2 separate regions of the Mus musculus genome follow, and region 1 is linked to region 2. A link is a loop called in an ENCODE intact Hi-C map of the cell type or tissue named here. Cell type or tissue: left cerebral cortex. All regions are shown on one strand. Links, peaks and the distances in the headings refer to the core of each region. The heading gives the core; the rest is flanking DNA.

Evidence for each region. A loop is a pair of places that touch in the nucleus more often than their neighbours do. Peaks named below come from ENCODE experiments on the same cell type or tissue, not always from the same donor. Only the 100,000 strongest peaks of a DNase experiment are listed, where the experiment ranks them.
Region 1: a loop joins it to region 2, with 2.5 times the contacts of the local background. A loop is called at or near these places in 1 of 42 quality-filtered maps.

The regions. Positions count from the first base shown.
Region 1 is chr1:156,401,879-156,406,268 of GRCm38, reverse strand. It overlaps Axdnd1 (axonemal dynein light chain domain containing 1), which reads left to right. Exons shown (of 26, transcript NM_001346967.1): 5 at 3,324-3,438. Among named protein-coding and RNA genes, the nearest start is that of Axdnd1, 17 kb to the left of the region's middle. In left cerebral cortex, for the core only: no CTCF peak of the experiment used is centred there; a DNase peak (open chromatin) is centred at 1,993.
Region 2 is chr1:156,320,365-156,324,754 of GRCm38, reverse strand. It overlaps Nphs2 (nephrosis 2, podocin), which reads right to left. Exons shown (of 8, transcript NM_130456.4): 5 at 3,668-3,871; 6 at 963-1,018. Among named protein-coding and RNA genes, the nearest start is that of Nphs2, 12 kb to the right of the region's middle. In left cerebral cortex, for the core only: no CTCF peak of the experiment used is centred there; no DNase peak of the experiment used is centred there.

The DNA.
Region 1 (4,390 bases), core at 221-4,220, 81 kb before region 2:
ACACCTGGCCAGCAGAGCCCACCAGTGTCCTCTGTAGCATCAGCAGTGCAGAGGAGAGAGACAGTGGACCATGAGCATAAGTCAGGCTAAAGTCTACTTTAAAGTTAGACGGAGGGATGGAGACATGAAAACATTAGAAGTATATAGGACATACCCTAGAGACCTGAGAGCCCACATCAAAAGTAATGACAAATCTGACTAGAGATTTGCACGAAATGATAAGACTGGCCACTGTCCTGACCTGGAGGCAGCTATAGAATTAATTGGCATTAGCAGTAGATTGGGTATGGAGGGCAAAGGATAGGGAGGGATTGGGTCTCAATGCTGAGATTTTGAGGGCAGTCTAGCAAATAGAGGAGGGTGAAACAGACTGCAGATCTGATGGCTTGGCCAAGAAAGAAAGTGTAGCCCAGTGTCCAGATGCTGCCACTGATATGCAAACCCTGTGAAAGTCATTCAACCCCAACAGGGGTGGAGACCCACAGGTTGAGAACCACGGATGTAGAGGACACAGCTTTGTGGAGCATCTCTAGAGGGGTAGACAGATGATTCAGGAGTGTCATAAACACGGGGAGAATCCAGGAGACTGGTTTCAGACAGAAGAGTGGTCAAATCAGGAAAGTATTCTAGGTAGTGGCAGAAAATGGATGAGATTGCCTTTGTAAAAAGAAGTCTTCACTAGGTCTCTGAGGCATGGTTTCAGAAGGGAAATGATATGCCTTCTGGGAGGTAACATTGGGAAGGTTGATATTTAACAGAAAGACATAGATGATAGATTCTAGCTGGCTACTGAAAGACCCACAACGTGAGGACTTCCCCACGTTCTGACTCAGGAGAGGCAACACCCCAAATCACACAAGAAATGGTCTTGCTGCAAACTGCAAGAGGACTTTTATTCAAGAGCGCTCTCAGGCCCACGGTCATACACCTCGCAGGGGTAGAGGACTGTGGCACCCTGAGTAGCTGGATAAGGGGGTATTTAAAGGAAGAAACCACAACTCAAGGAAGTGGGGAGGGCTTTGTTGGAAAATACCAAAGATACCAGTTAAGAGTCCCAAGGAAGTGCAAAGTCACAAGAGTCACAAGGAATACCTGGTAATTGTTCCGGTTATCTCTCAAGACAGTTTTTAAGAGCCCCTAACAATAGCACATTTGCATAGCGGGTTTCGGCAATGGTCAGGGTGACTTTCTTTGAATGAACACTCTTTGAACCCAGGAAGCTGGTGGGTAGAGGAAAGTTGCTATCTGTTTTATGATTAGCATACCTTGGAGCATTAAGTCACAGAGGTCACATTCCCAAGCCTGGGCCTAAAGACCTAGAATTTTGTTTTTACGTTATACTTTCACTACATCAGAACGCTATAACAGCAGTGCATGGTGAAGGGAAGATTGTCAGAAGGGAACAGTCATGTTATGAATGTTCTGGCTAGTCTCTGTCAGCTAGGCCCAGACTAGAGCTGCCTTGGAAGGTGGACCCCAAGCTGAGGAATCACCTCCATCAGACTGGCCTGTGGGCCTGTCTCTGGGCATTTTCTTTTCTTTTTAAAAAAAGATTTATTTATTATATGTAAGTACACTGTAGCTGTCTTCAGACACCCCAGAAGCGGGCATCAGATCTTATTATGGATGGTTGTGAGCCACCATGTGGTTGCTGGGATTTGAACTCAGGACCTTCAGAAAAGCAGTCAATGCTCTTAACCGTTGAGCCATCTCTCCAGCCCCTGTGGGCATTTTCTTGGTTAGCAGTCCTCGCTCTGGAAGCAGTGCTATGTCTGTGCAGGTGTCTGTGTTGTATAAGGAAGCAGGTTGAGCAATCCATGAAGAACCAGCCAGTTAGCACAGCTCCTCTCTAGTCCCTGCCTCAGCTTCTCTCAATGATGGTCTGAAACCTGTAAGCCAAATAAGCCTTTTCCTTCCCTGGGTTGGTTTTGGTCAGTATTTTATCACAGTGGAAGAAAGAAAACCAGGACAAGGAGCGTCATAGTAGGGCAGTGGGCGTTTTCTACAGAAGCTTTCAAAGGTGGAATGAGATTCCGGGGTAGTGGACCAAGATGGACTCCAGCATAGAACTGTCAGGAATGACTGTGGGGTAAAAGCTGAGTCATTCCAGGTGGAAGAGGAGGAAAGAGTTGGTGACGTGAGTGGGAAGCTTGTGATGGTGGAGAGGACGAATGTGATGGGCTCCTGACTCATGCCCAGTCTTCCATGAGTTGGGGGGTGGGGGGTGCTGGTCAGGTGTCAGCAGGTTCACCCTCCAAACTTGGATTCTGGCCCCGGGGGTTGGTCAGAGGGGGATCCATCCAAAAAGCTGCTGCTGGATGCTAAACCCAAGGTCACCAACTAGGTACGCAGCTGCAGATTCCAAAAGCTGTGTGGGAGTCTCACCCTGTTCTTCAGTGTCCTACCCAAGCCAGGGCCTGTTCTGCCCGCCTTGCTTGCTTCCTCCCCTCTGCACGTGAAGTGATGCCATCATGATTTAAGCTGCCCCGCCCAGAGAGTTTGTACCAAGTGCTGTTCTACCTTAATTAGGCAACCTTTACTGGAAGCCTGCACATTTCCAGAGGGGTTGTAGGCATAAGCTGGCCCGCGGCCTACATGAACCGGGTATTTCTGGAAGGCAGGTTGGGGCCGAAAGAGAAACTAGATGGCAAGAAAAGAATGATGAAGCCAAGACAAGTTTTTCTCTGGTCAAGGCCCGAGAGTTTACTAAGAGACTGTTCGCCAGGCTGTTGCTTATTCAGGAATGTCTCAGGAAGACAGGTTCAGCCTCTCGGCAGGTAGCAGAATCCCAGGGCAGCTGACACTTCAAAAGAGGCCAGCCAAGTCGGAAAGCTGCACCGCAGGTGGCCCTACCTCAGTGGCGATCAGGTCTGTACCAGCCGGCTTCAGGCTGGGGGAGGCTACACAGAGGAAGCTGGGCCTGGCTGTGAGTTCGGGCAGCTGGGACCCCATACGTGTCCTTAAATGGCAGTGATGCTAAAAGTGAAGGGGCAGCCCAGTGGAATGAGACTGCTGCCATCCCAGAGTTTCCCCAGGCAGCTCAGGCATCGTTGCTACAACTGAAATCTCAAAAACTATTGGGTTGGTAAACTGCTCTCATTCTAACATAAATCTAATATAAATCATCATTCTAACATAAAGGGCTCACCTTCTGACACAGAGCGGTTGTAAGGACCAAAGGACTTGTATTCATCATAAATCATACTTCTGTTTCCCCACATCTCAAAATAATTTTAAACAATCAGATACGCAGGGGAAACGAGGCAATGAGAGCAGGTCTGCTGCCCTGACTCTTAAAACCATATTTTTTCTTAATTTTTAAGGGATATTTCTTTCCTGTATGATGTTAAATACGTGAAAGGAGAGGCCGTGGAGAAAAAACTTTGTCCCCCAAACAAGTCAACACAGTCACAAAGCAGTGCCATGGTGCCTCATAAGGTAAGTGGGGAAGAAGACTTCTCAAAGTGTTCCTCTAAACGCTAAAGCCACACCAGACTGTAACAGCAGCCCGCAGGGCTCCACTACCTTCAGATACTTCTAGCTATTCCTCTACAGTAGCTAGACTGGGCAAAGGTCAAAGGTCTTCTAAGCCATTTCCCAGACCACAATGAAGTGCTTTGATGAGTAAGGATTTCCTGATTTCACAAGTACAGACTCAGGAAAGACTAGATTCTCCCTTCTCATGGAAAATTCAGAGTTGTAGATGATGATTTGGTCTCTCCCCTCTGCTTTCTTTCTCCTCCTCCTCCCTCCCCTCCCTCCCTCCCTCTTTCCTTCCCTCCCCCTCCTCATTTTGAGTTAGGGTCTCTCTACATAGCCCCAAATATCCTGGAACTTGCTATGTAAATCAGGCTAGCCCCTAAACTCCCAGAGATCTGCCTACTTCTGCCTCCCAAGTGCTGAGAGCATTTCTCCTGTTATTCACAGTGTGGGTCAGACCAATATTTAATTACTTTATTTTACATTATTCCTTTCATCACAAGCCTTGGCAGTAACATTAAATTTCCTGGTGTGCTTTTTCTCTTCAAACTGTACATTTTGCAACTCTTTCTGCCCTACTTGCTTTTTTTTTTTTTCATCATATACCAGCATAAGAATGATTACTAATAACCATGTGACAGAGTCAACTAGGCTGTCTTGAAATCTCCTCCACCAAAGAAATTAGCCAAGAGCTATCTACAGAGGCTGTCTGGAAACCTATTGAGTAGAACACAATTCATCATCTTGTAACCCACAATTTGACTTTGAGTCCTTCTTTCTCTGCTCCCAGACACCTCTTCCTCAGAACTCCTCTCCAAGCCAAGGCTGGTCCTTGGCACTAAATAATTCAACATGACAACAATATACTTGTATGAGGTATTATAGTAACCCAGAGTCAGTACAACATAAA
Region 2 (4,390 bases), core at 142-4,141:
CTATCACCCTCGGAGGCCAGAAGAGGGCAATTGGAGTGAGAGATGGTTGTGAAATGACCGACTGATGCTAAGAGTTGAACTCGGGTTCCTCTGGAAGAGTAGACTTTTTTTTTTCCCCTAAACTCTTGAGCCATCTCTCCAGCCCTGAATAGCAAATTCTGAATGAATGGATAAAGCAGGTGGGGCCACTATGGAGGATTTATGTGAGGTCTTAAGTGAGAAAGATGACCACAAATCTTGAACATAAACTATGGCCTGTGTAATTAGAATAGCCCGGCCCCATGCAGCCTCCATAGTGGCCCCACCTGCACTTGTTTATAAAAGAATATTGATTTTGAGAGAAGGATTGAGCAAATGAGAACTATTCTCATGTCTGCATAAAAAACCATAGAAGTAAAATCTCATCTTAGCACTTTCCATTACAACCCTGAAGTCGTTTTTACACTGAGGAATGTAGAGACACAGTTTTGTTATGGTCATACAATGGAATAATATTTGACCATAAAATGGAATGAAATACTGGTGCGTGCCATACTACCGGTCAACCTTGACAATTTATGCTAAGTGAAAGGAAACCAGACCAAAGTCTTTATGCTATGACTCCATTTCTGTGAAATGTCCAGAATAACAGGCATATCTGCTGAAGGGAAACTCGGGGTGAGGTGAGGGGTTGGAGAGTTCTTGCTGATTTTTTTTTTGGGGGGGCGGGTGATATACATGTGAAGTTAGACACTCTGGATAAAACCACTGAGCTATAAAAAAAACCATGGTTAAAATGCTAAGTTTGACAGGAAAAAGACCCCTTACTGCATAATTAGAAACCATGGGATAGTTTGCTTAAGTGTTGTAGTGGTTGTATCTTGGCTATGAGATGACAAGTCAATTTTCTCTAATATCAATGTGGATGCAGTATTTGAAATGATTTTTAAAATATTGTTCTTACTGATTATTTTCCTACCTACATTTCAGTTCTCTCCACTTTGATGCCCCAAATACAGGTCACTGCATCTAAGGCAACCTGTGGAGAAAAGGGTGGAGATGCCAGTGAGACCTGCGTCTCCCAGGGGGCAATAAGAGCCCCATCTACCCACCCCCCCACAGTACACCCCCTACCCCTGTGCACCACGGGCCATTGTTCTGTCCTCGGGACATGTCCTTTCATAGGACACTGCTTTTCAATGTCACAGTGCCTGGCCAGAGACGCTGAACTTGCACAGTGCTGGTAAATCACCACTGTGGAGCTGAAGGACTCGTAGGAACCCGAGTAACGGCTCCCAAAGATGCTTATGTCCCTAGGACCCGTGGCTGCTTCTGGGAGAACTTTTAGGATGTGATTTAGGATGCGATTAAAATCCAAGGGTCTTGAGGGACATAGTCACAAGACTCTGGAAGACAAGGTGATGTGATGGAGGAAGCACGGGGTTGGTGCTCTGTGAAGGCTGGGACCGGAAGGCAGAGGAGGAATGCAGGTGACACAGAGGCTCAGAAGGTTGTGGGTTCTAGCTCAGCCTCCACAAGGAATCTGCCAAGCTCATGCCTGGTCTTGAACCCAGCAAAGATGATTCTGCACTCTGATCTTCAGGACCGCAAGAGTAGAGTAAGCCCGTGCTGTTTTGAGCCACCAGGCTTGGGGGAAATTTATTACATGAGTGATAGGGAATTAGTATAGGTGGTACATTTTTTTTCAGTTTGTTTTAAAATGCACCCCTTAAATAACCTGCACCCCTAGGTTCAGATCCTGCCACATGGCTATCAATTTTAGGATACTTTTACTTCCTTAATACTGATGGTATCAGATTCCTCCTGCTTCTTAGTCTTCTGTGCCCTACATGATTGAAGTTGGAAACGGAACTAGAGGAAAAAACCTATCAGGGTTCTGGAAATGGGTGAAGGGCAGGGCAGGGCTTAGAGCCCTCCATGGTGGCCCGGACTCCTTTCAAACTAAGCTTCTAATAATTTCTGACTGGCTAAATACTAATTGCAGTGCATTGCAAGTCTTAAGAAGGACCAACCAGTTTGAGGGAGCAGGTGTGGGTAAGAAATATTGAGAGACACATCGTACATGAGGTGGCATCGTAATGAACAACTAAGATTTGTCCTGTAGGGAGAAGGAAAGAGCTCCAGGCAGAGGAAACAACTTAAGAGGAAATTGGAGGGAGAGAAAGCACTGTTGCATGCTGGGTGAGTGCTAAGCCAGTAGGAGTTTGAAGTTCAATAAAGAAAGGGTGGTAGGGTGCGAGGCTATAGCAGTTGAGCCATTTCTCGATCATTCAGCACCATGCCAAGTTCATGGAATACATAATATGGGGAGACAGATGGATAAATGCTTAAATCATAACTCATTGCAACAAAACTGAGCTTAGACATCAGTGGCCTGGCCTTTAGCCCTCAGAGGTGAGGGATGAACAAGAATGAGGCTGAAAGGGACAGTGGGGAGCATGCTAAGTGGCCCTGTGTCAGGGTGGGGCTCCTGCCTGCCACTCATCTTCATGTCTTTCTAGCTTCAATGTACTCTCCAGCTCCTCACCCATCCTCAGGACAGGGATACTAGTTATCGGTAACACTCAGACAAGCCACAAATATTGGACACTGCATTTTGTCTTCTCTGGTTAGTGACTGCTCAGGTTCTATAAAGCAGTCACTGCCGGTGCCATTGGTCCTTGTGGCTCCTCCAGTTCACATCATTCTTCCTAGCCGCCTTCCAACCCAAGTTTAGTGTCCCCATGACTTCAGTGCTGAGTTGGGTCCCTAGTGGTAACTGCCACCTGACCTGGCCAGCTGCCTGCAGCCCTGCTTTGCTCTCTTAGTATCTCTTGCCACTTCCTTGCTAATCAAGGCATCTACTCAGGCTGTAGATGAGATTGCAAAGCCTGAGGGCTCAGTAAGGCTGCTTAGAAGGGATTTCTCTCTCTCTCTCTCTCTTTGTGTGTGTGTGTGTGTGTGTGTGTGTGGTGTGTGTGTGTGTACATGCGCGTGTGTGTATGAGTGCACAGGTGCCCATGTTTGTGAATGTGAAATCCCAAGGTCTATGCTGAGTGTCTTTCTCTATTCTCCACTTTATTTCCTGAGATAGGGTCTCCCATTAAACTGGAAACCCATCAACCAACTAGGCCAGAGAGCCCCGGGGTCTTCCTGGCTCTGCCTTCCCATGCTAGGTTGCATTGCAGGATCCAGACTCAGGACCTCACACTTCCACAACGAGCACTTTACTCACTGGGCCATTTCTCCAGGGGAAGTTTTTACTTTTATTCCCTCCTTTAATTCTAAATCAATTAAGTATGGACAGTTGGGCAGCTAATGATGAAAGGGTAGGCGATGTCTGGCCTCTGAAAGTCTTACTTGAGTTCCCCACTCTTTACCTTTGGGCTATGATTATCTCTCCAGCTAGAGTCAGCATCTGGGAACCATCCTTGTGCATTGCCATGAGTCCTGCCCTTTCCACTCACGACTGCTTCCAACACTCCTACTAAGCTGGTATTTCACAGTGTGCTGAAGGTCACTGCGGAGTGACCTTAGGGAAGGGGTGGAAGCAATATCTGCATCCCCAGGCCAATGATGTCACTGACTGACTGATTCCCCAAGGAATGGCATCTCAAATGGCTGAATGCCTGCCTTGCACATAGCAAGTTTAACAAATGACCATTCCTCATTAAACTCATCTCAGTACCTTTACATCTTGGGCAATGCTCTTCCTTTCCAGGAGAATTTCAGTGAGGGATCGATGTGCCAAGAGGCGCTTCATGGTGGTTTGCACCAGGAACTGGATGGCTTTGGACACATGGGCTAGACTGCTTAGAAGAAGAGAGGCATTTTCCATGCGGTAGTAGCAGACAGCGTCTATCTCCATTATAAACATATCTTTGGTTACCACCTAAGTGAAAAAAAAAAAATTGAATTCAGTCTGGATTCCTATGTGCAAGAGGGGAACTAAATGCACTTAAGGTGTATTTTATAGGAGTAAGATTATAGCATAGAGCCGGGCGTAGTGGCTCACGCCTTTAATCCCAGCACTAGGGAGGCAGAGGCAGGCAGATTTCTGAGTTCAAGGCCAGCCTGGTCTACAAAGTGAGTTCCAGGACAGCCAGGGCTATACAGAGAAACTCTGTCTCGAAAAACAAAAACAAAACAAAAAACAACAACAACAACAACAAAAAAGATTATAGCATAAAAAACAAAGGAGTAATGGAAGATTGATTCTGTATTCAAAGTAGACATTTTTTTAATGCATGGAGATTTTATCAAGCACAGTAATGAGTTAGGCATGATGGTGCTTGCCTCTGTGAGAGGAGAAAGAGGGAGGAAAAGTGAGCATACTTTAAGGGAATCCATTTATATTTACCAGAAGAAAGAATAGGAAAGACCTTTAAACAAGGTGATAAAGAAATATGGA